3 separate regions of the Homo sapiens genome follow, and all the other regions are linked to region 1. The links are chromatin loops, found by intact Hi-C in ENCODE. Cell type or tissue: PC-3. All regions are shown on one strand.

Region 1 (2,500 bases):
CAAGATCAGCAAAGAGAATTTTCTTACTGGAGGCCTCTAGACCTGTTCTTCCCTCTATGCATATGAGCACATGCACGTGCACACACAGACACACACACACACAATAAAGGAGAGAAAGCACAACAGGCTACCTAGTTGCTCTATATTTAAAAAATTACTATCTTTAATTTTTTAATGAAATGTTTTAAATTTAAATTAAAGATAATATCTGTCTCAGGACAGTATAGTAAGTCTGTTGTTCCTGGATTTGGCTCTTTGTTGGTGAAAATAAATCTTGTATTCCAGCCTCAAATTTGTACTCCAATGAATGGGATTTTTTCCACTACCCATTTCCTTTGTACTAGTGTTTTGCCCTTGTGCCCAGGTACCCTAACTTCTAAGCAGATCGTATTTGCCTTGCTTCTTTCTTAGAATATGAGTTTTCTGCCTTATGCTCTAGTCCAGTGGTTTGCAACTGGGACTAATTTTCCCCCCGGAGGATATTTGGCAAAGTTGGGTGTTATTATTGTTGCCAGAACTCAAGGATACTAATGGCTTCTACTGAGTAGAGTCCAGAAATGCTTCTAAACATCTTACAATGCAGAGCACAACCCTCTACAACAAAGCATTACGGTTGAGAAACCCTTCCCTAGTTCTGTGATGTGTGGTTTTCCTGTCCTCAAACTCCTCTCCTGTTATGCTACTGACAGCTACACTAGGCTTCCTGGAAGCTTCCTGCAGGTCTACTGTAATGTTGGCATGTACTTTTCTGTCACTTTGACTCCCAATGGGTGAGCATATTTGACTTGGTTGGCAATGTTATGAAGCTACATTCTGATGTTCTCTCTTTCTCTCTCTAATCTTCATGACCTGCTGTCCTGGATTAGCATCAAATCTCTGGGCTCAGATCCCCACATGTAGACCCAAGACCCAACTTATTCATCTAGATTCAGGCTTTATTCACATCTGTGAGTTCCCTTGGTTAGCCCACTAACCTTAAACTAAATGCATCCCAAGCTTGATGTTATGAAATATGATGCATTGGCCTCAGAAAATTGTTAGACCTTTTAGTGAAGATCAGATATAATGATACTAGAAAAGAAAATGATACCCTCTAGTCTTTATTAGCATATGTAGTCCTTCCAAACAAGACATATCACTTCTAGGTGCTTTGCAACTGTCCAGTTGTTTTGTACAATATTCTACACAATTTGTTTACTATGGTCTCAAACCAATTGACTTGAAGACACCAGTAGGCATACTATGACTATCCTGACTTCATTAATTCATATTTGAATCAGATAGAACATTTATACTGAATTAATAACACCAAAATCTCAGTGATTTAGAACAACAAAGGTATCCTTGCTCCTTGCAAAGATGCCATTGTGCTTTACAAAATGCTCAAATTCCCATGCTGAAGGAGGCATCAACCCATGCATTAGTAATTTACAGGACAGAAAAGGGGACATACCAAGTCATGAACTTACTTTTAATGCTATCAATCTTGAAGTGACATCATGTGTGAGTTTACAAGGCCAACACCAAAGTTCAGTCATTGCTAGGAGAACTCACAGGACTCAGCATATACTCACATGTGAGTCACAGGACTCACATGGGCATGATTTATTACAATAAAAAGATACAAAGCAAAATCAACAAAGGAAAAAGTGCATGGGTCAAAACCCAGAGGAAAACTATGCACAAACTTCCACAAGTCCTCTCCCAGGACAGTCACACAGGATGTGCTTAATTTCTTAATCAATAAGTTTGTGATAGGCATGAATTATTTTCTACTAAAAAAACTCCTAGCAGGGTGGAAAACAACTCTTTCTTATGTCTAAGTTCTGAACCAGAAATAGTTGGTGAAAAACACTATGATATTGGTTATTATTTTACTGTGGAGTAAAACAAAATTAAATAGACATAATTAAATTTGATCTTACATAGTAAGTAAATATGCATAGTTATGTTTTCACAATTTAGACAAAAAAGGCCTATAATCCTTACATTTTTCACATTATCTCCTAAGATAATTTTTTGAGGTTTTTTTGTTTTGATTTTTCTGCAATGTCTACCTCTCAAGATTTCAGCCGGAATTAAATTATCTATGGAAATGGTAATTTTTTCTACCCATCAATATTATTTTCCTTGAGAAGTCAGAGATAAATGCCATCTGGACATAGCATTTTATCATTAGATGTTTTACTTTCTTGATCATCTGTTCTGCCAAGATACAGTTTTTCTTCAGTGTTTATTTTTCCTACCTGAGAACTGTTTATTGCTGGCATTTGTTCCTCTTCCTTTCTCTGTTAACACAGAAGCAAGAAGAGCTTTGGATGTTTTGGCAATGTGTCCATCTGCCATGTATCCATCACCGTTGCCATATTTTGTAGCTAGGATCTCTGCAAAGCAGTGAGGCACAGAGCAATACACTGACTGGAGCTGGGTTCAAACCAAAAAGTCCTGCTCTGTATTGGGGAAAATGGTGCAGTGATTGACATCTGGACCTGCTTTGACA
Region 2 (2,500 bases), 110 kb before region 1:
CTTTGTGGCAAACTCATTGAGTTCTATGATTGGGACTAAAATATTTTTGCATTACCATTGAAATTATTTAAATACTTCCTTTATGCTAACAGTTGCTAAACACAACATTCTTGACATATGGCTAAACATATTTAAAATTTATTAACTTTTCATGAGATGAATTATAGTTATATTTTATATGTAAAATATGAAAATGTTCCTCATGCGAGCTTGCTAATTAAAAATATTTTAATGTTATACAATTAAACGTGTAAAGAGAAAAAAAGTCAAAGACTTTACTGTTAAAGAAATGTAGTGGCTGGGCATGGTGGCTCACGCCTGTAATCCCAGCACTTTGGGAGGTTGAGGCAGGGGGATCACCTGAGGTCAGGAGTTCCACACCAGCCTGGCCAACATGGTGAAACCCTGTCTCTACTAAAAATACAAAAATTAGCCAGGCATGGTGGAGGGCACTGGTAATTCCAGCTACTTGAGAGGCTGAGGTAGGAGAATCACTTGAACCCGGGAAGCGGAGGTTGCAGTGAGCTGAGATCACACCACTGCACTCCAGCCTGGACAACAAGGCTAGAGTCCGTCTCAAAAAAAAAAAAAAAAAATTTAGTTAGGAGGATGAATGCCTGTGTGTGCTCCCTGGCGAAAAAAATAAAATATATACTTTGTATAGCTCTAGAGTGGTAAGGGATAAGAGATCTTCAGGGGCATCTAGTCCAGTTTCCATCTGATGTTGAATCACCTATCTAACAAAATGCCAGACATGTGCTCACCTAGGCTGTGCCTGAAAACTTTCAGTGATGCAGACAATATTATGGCTTAAGGTTCTGCTTCTCTAGAGGCAGTCAGAGTTATCCGTGGACAGCTCTGAGTGGTGGAAAATTTCTCTTTACATTTAGCTAAAACTGTGTTCCCTGGAGTTTCATCTTTTTCATTCCAGTTTGAAGCATCAGGGCTATAAGGAACAAATCAAAGGCCTCTTGCACATGAAAGCACTTGGTCTATTTAAGGAGAACTCTCTTATTCCCCTTGAGTTTTCTCTTCTAGAGATTCAATATCCACAGTTTCTTTGAGGAGGCTTCATCTGTCATGTTGTCAATTCCCTTCATAATTTTAGTCTCCTCAGCTCTGAATGTCTTCCACTTTGTCAATATCTTTCTTAAAGTCTGGTGACTTGAATGGAACAAACAGATTCGGCCAAATGACAGGCAGTATACTGTCACTTTCTTTGTCCTGGGCTTCTGTCGCTTTTCTCATTTTACATGTCTATCAGTGTAACCAAGTTCAAAATGGCTTTTTAGGCAGTATGACTTATGATGATTCATGTTGTTAACATGACTCACTGTGGCCTTGTATTGGGTTTGTTGTCCATAAATTGTCAGGATACTTTTTAACCAATACTGCTACTCTTCCCTCTATTTGTGTTAAATCTTGTTTTTCCTTTTTTTTTTTTTTTTTGAGACAGAGTCTCGCTCTGTCACCCAGGCTGGAATGCAGTGGTGCAATCTCGGCTTACTGCAAGCTCCGCCTCCAGGGTTCACGCCATTCTCCTTCCTCAGCCTCCCGAGTAGCTAGGACTACAGGCACCTGCCACCACACCTGGCTATTTTTTTTTTTTTTTGTATTTTTAATAGAGACGGGGTTTCACCGTGTTAGCCAGGATGGACTCGATCTCCTGACCTCGTGATCTGCCCGCCTCGGCCTCCCGAAGTGCTGGGATTATAGGTGTGAGCCACTGCACCCGGCCTAAATCCTTGTTTTTCATCTGAGAACCTCACATTAAATTCAGCTAATTTTTATATATAATCTTAAATTCATCTGTCTGGCTTTCCAAGAAAACCGTTGTCTCCTGGCCCTGTCATTTACTACCTCTCCCAGATTTCAGAAATATTATTAGATTCTAGAGTGCATGATTCTTTGCTCTCAAGTGTCAACCACATAACTTAGCCAAACAGAAAATCACAATCATAATCTAAGGATTTTTTTTTCAAATTGCCTCAGAAAAACTTGATTATCTCAGTTATCTTGCATTTATTCTCTCCACATTTTTATTGTTAAAACCTAGGCAATTAAAAATTGTCTATTGGACTAGAAGCTTCATGCTGTTCTGTGTTTGGGTTTCCGTTGTGTATCTAGGATCTGACAAAGTGAGCACGTGCTGAATATTTATTTAACACATGGGTTATTGATGTTATTTGCATGCTATGCTGGCACATGCTCTACTGCTATGAAAAAGCTGTACATAAATAATTTCTGGTGGTTAGAGACTCTTAGTGGAGTTACCTTATAAAAATATTTGAGTCGATAAGACAAACAAATAAAAACATTCACAGGGTAACTCATCTTAAAATGTTACAGAAAATAGTTACTTAAAACAATCTACCATTTAAATACAAAAAGCACACACATGTTTGACACATAATAAAGATACAGCTGCATTTTCAGGAAGTTGTTTTATAACATCCTAAAAATAGTTCAATTATGATGTTACCGTGTATCAAAGCAGAAA
Region 3 (2,500 bases), 73 kb after region 1:
TTTTAGTAGAGACCAGGTTTTGCCATGTTACCAAGGCTGGTCTTTAACTCCTACACTCAAGGGATCCACCCATCTTAGCATCCCGAAGTGCTGAGATTGCAGGCATGAGCCATCATGCCCGGATCCCTCCAGACATGGTTTTAACCATGAATTTTTAAGATATTCTCTCATAAAAAGAGATCTATCTTTGTCATGCACATAAACAGAAAACTGAAAAATCAACCCTGTTTCAAAGGGAGAACAGATTTTTAAAAAGAAATAAAGTAAGAGTAAACAGTATTTATTTATTTTAATTAGTTTCAGTGGCTGTTGATGGACTGCTATTATATCCCATAAGAAAAATTGACTAGAGACTCAATTCGTATGTGAACAATAAATTAACACTATTTTAATATATTTGCTATGAGATAGAAGGGAACCAATCTCTCAGCCCCTTAAAATTTTACTTTGCATCTTTAACATTGAAAGACAATAGAAAAGAAATCATTGCTTTACAAGGTTAGCATCCTGGGTCATTGTATTAAAATCTTAGACAGTAGTGTTCCTGGGGTCACAGGTCATTTAGCGCCTCACATCTCTTAAATACTTTGAAGGGATTATGTACACCATTATGTAAGATTTTTTCATCCATTTCGAATAATTCAGTTTTACATCATTTAAGCCCTCCGTTAATTTTGGTGATGTACTTCTAAACTTTTTCCCAATGGGTAAATAAACTTAATTCAGAAAGAAATTGTGGTTTGGAGTTCTAGCTTTCAGAATGGTAGCTCCCAAGAGAAAAATTGTTTTGGAAATGGTAAGAAAGGATCAACCACCTTTAATTCTATCAGGAATTTAATCTTGTAATAAGCCTGAAAATTCCATTTTTGTTAATAGAAAGAGAATCCGCATGAAATATAGAGAGCAAACCGTTTCCACTGGCAGCAAAAACAACTACACTGAGTCATCACACACTCAGCATATAAAATTGATTTAATTATATTGAGGAGAAGGGGGGTGAAAATGGACTGAACTAGCACAGTCAGCCAAATGCAAACAAAGCACAAAACTCAAATTGTGTTACTGATGGAGAGGTAACATTCTGTCAACACTGTGCTGTGCTTTTCATCTTTATGCCATTCTCAGGTGTCCTCGCTAGTAGCAATCCCAACCAGTCTTATTTAAAAATATATGTCCCTTGCTGGGCATCATGCCTCATTTATGATATGGCTTTCTTTGGAAGGATACTTCAATTTTCCTTACAAGGAAAACCAATAAAAGAATTCAATAAGTGACTTGAACATTGTATTGGCTCACCCCTTAATGGTCTTAGAAATCCATTTTTCTATATCAATCTGTAGCATCCTCCACCTCTGAGTCCAGTGTTACTTCACCAGATGCAAATAGAGATCAACACTCACTGGTTTTCCTTAGGGTCCAGGTTGTTCTCTGGATTATCGCTAAAGAAATCTATTACACTGAGAGTGAATCAGGTATGTTTCTCACAGAAAGGCAGCATGGCACTGAGAGGTAAGTCTGGACTGGAATCAGGAGACCTGGAACTTCCTGCCAGTCCTGCTACCATGGTGAATAATTCACTTCTGTTTGCAAAGCTTTCTGAGTGACCTTTCCATACTTACAAATTTCTCATCTGCAAAATAAAAGGGTCCTTGGGAAAATTGACAGAGTTCTCACAGTGCTACAATTCTATGAATTTAACCTGGTTTATTTGATTTATAAATAAGTAAAATCAGTTTAAAGCCATTAGAAATGACATTCCTAAATGCGATTCATTAAGCATCCACAAATTATCTAAAGCAATGGTTAGTATAACAAAAAAAGCCTGTATTTTAAATTATAGTGTTTTTTAGGTTATTATTATAAAAAATAATTGTATAGACCAAAAACATACAGCCAGGTTCAAAATATTACACTGAAAACCCTTTAGTAATATTTTTCAAAAATATTATACTAGGAGTTTATATATTTTCCTAACACCTAAGGAAATGAGTATTAAATAAAACATGAAAATTCATCAATATTATTTCTCACTTCGTGGGTTATCTGAATGATATAAACCATGAAGCAATAAGTAATATTGGTTTTGAATTTTTACCTTTCTTGCTAATGTTCTATATGAATACCAAAATTTTCTTTAATTGTAAGATTATAATAATGTTCAATAGCTAATCCAAACTCATGTGTGTAGTTTTAGTTTCCTCTTAGATTTAGGATTATATTTAATGTGATTCTGTTTGTCTGGCAGTGTTTCCATTATTTTGGCAGCTGGCAAGGAGGATTGGTTATACGAAGCTTTTCTATTTTCCCTGCAATTTCCAACTTGGCTCCAACTTTTAGTAATCGTATTTTTGCTTCCGTTTAAAGGAACTGTATGCAGAATGTCATTTATTAGGTAACCACTTATCTGTGAAAAAATCCTACTTATTCTATTTTTGACAAAGTGATAAAGATAGCTTTGCAGTGAAATGCTGAGTAACAAGCAAATCAGACTGCAACATAG

The links. A loop is a pair of places that touch in the nucleus more often than their neighbours do. Peaks named below come from ENCODE experiments on the same cell type or tissue, not always from the same donor. Only the 100,000 strongest peaks of a DNase experiment are listed, where the experiment ranks them.
Region 2: a loop joins it to region 1, with 7 times the contacts of the local background. A loop is called at or near these places in 2 of 110 quality-filtered maps.
Region 3: a loop joins it to region 1, with 7 times the contacts of the local background. A loop is called at or near these places in 2 of 110 quality-filtered maps.

Annotation. Positions count from the first base shown.
Region 1 is chr21:23,949,899-23,952,398 of GRCh38, forward strand. No RefSeq gene overlaps it. Among named protein-coding and RNA genes, the nearest start is that of LINC01689, 370 kb to the right of the region's middle. In PC-3, no CTCF peak of the experiment used is centred here; a DNase peak (open chromatin) is centred at 1,563; H3K27ac peaks cover 1,813 bases.
Region 2 is chr21:23,835,570-23,838,069 of GRCh38, forward strand. All of the region lies in intron 1 of LOC105372750 (a long non-coding RNA gene), which reads left to right. Among named protein-coding and RNA genes, the nearest start is that of D21S2088E, 450 kb to the left of the region's middle. In PC-3, no CTCF peak of the experiment used is centred here; a DNase peak (open chromatin) is centred at 1,332; H3K27ac peaks cover 702 bases.
Region 3 is chr21:24,022,614-24,025,113 of GRCh38, forward strand. No RefSeq gene overlaps it. Among named protein-coding and RNA genes, the nearest start is that of LINC01689, 300 kb to the right of the region's middle. In PC-3, no CTCF peak of the experiment used is centred here; a DNase peak (open chromatin) is centred at 998; H3K4me3 peaks cover 419 bases; H3K27ac peaks cover 1,178 bases.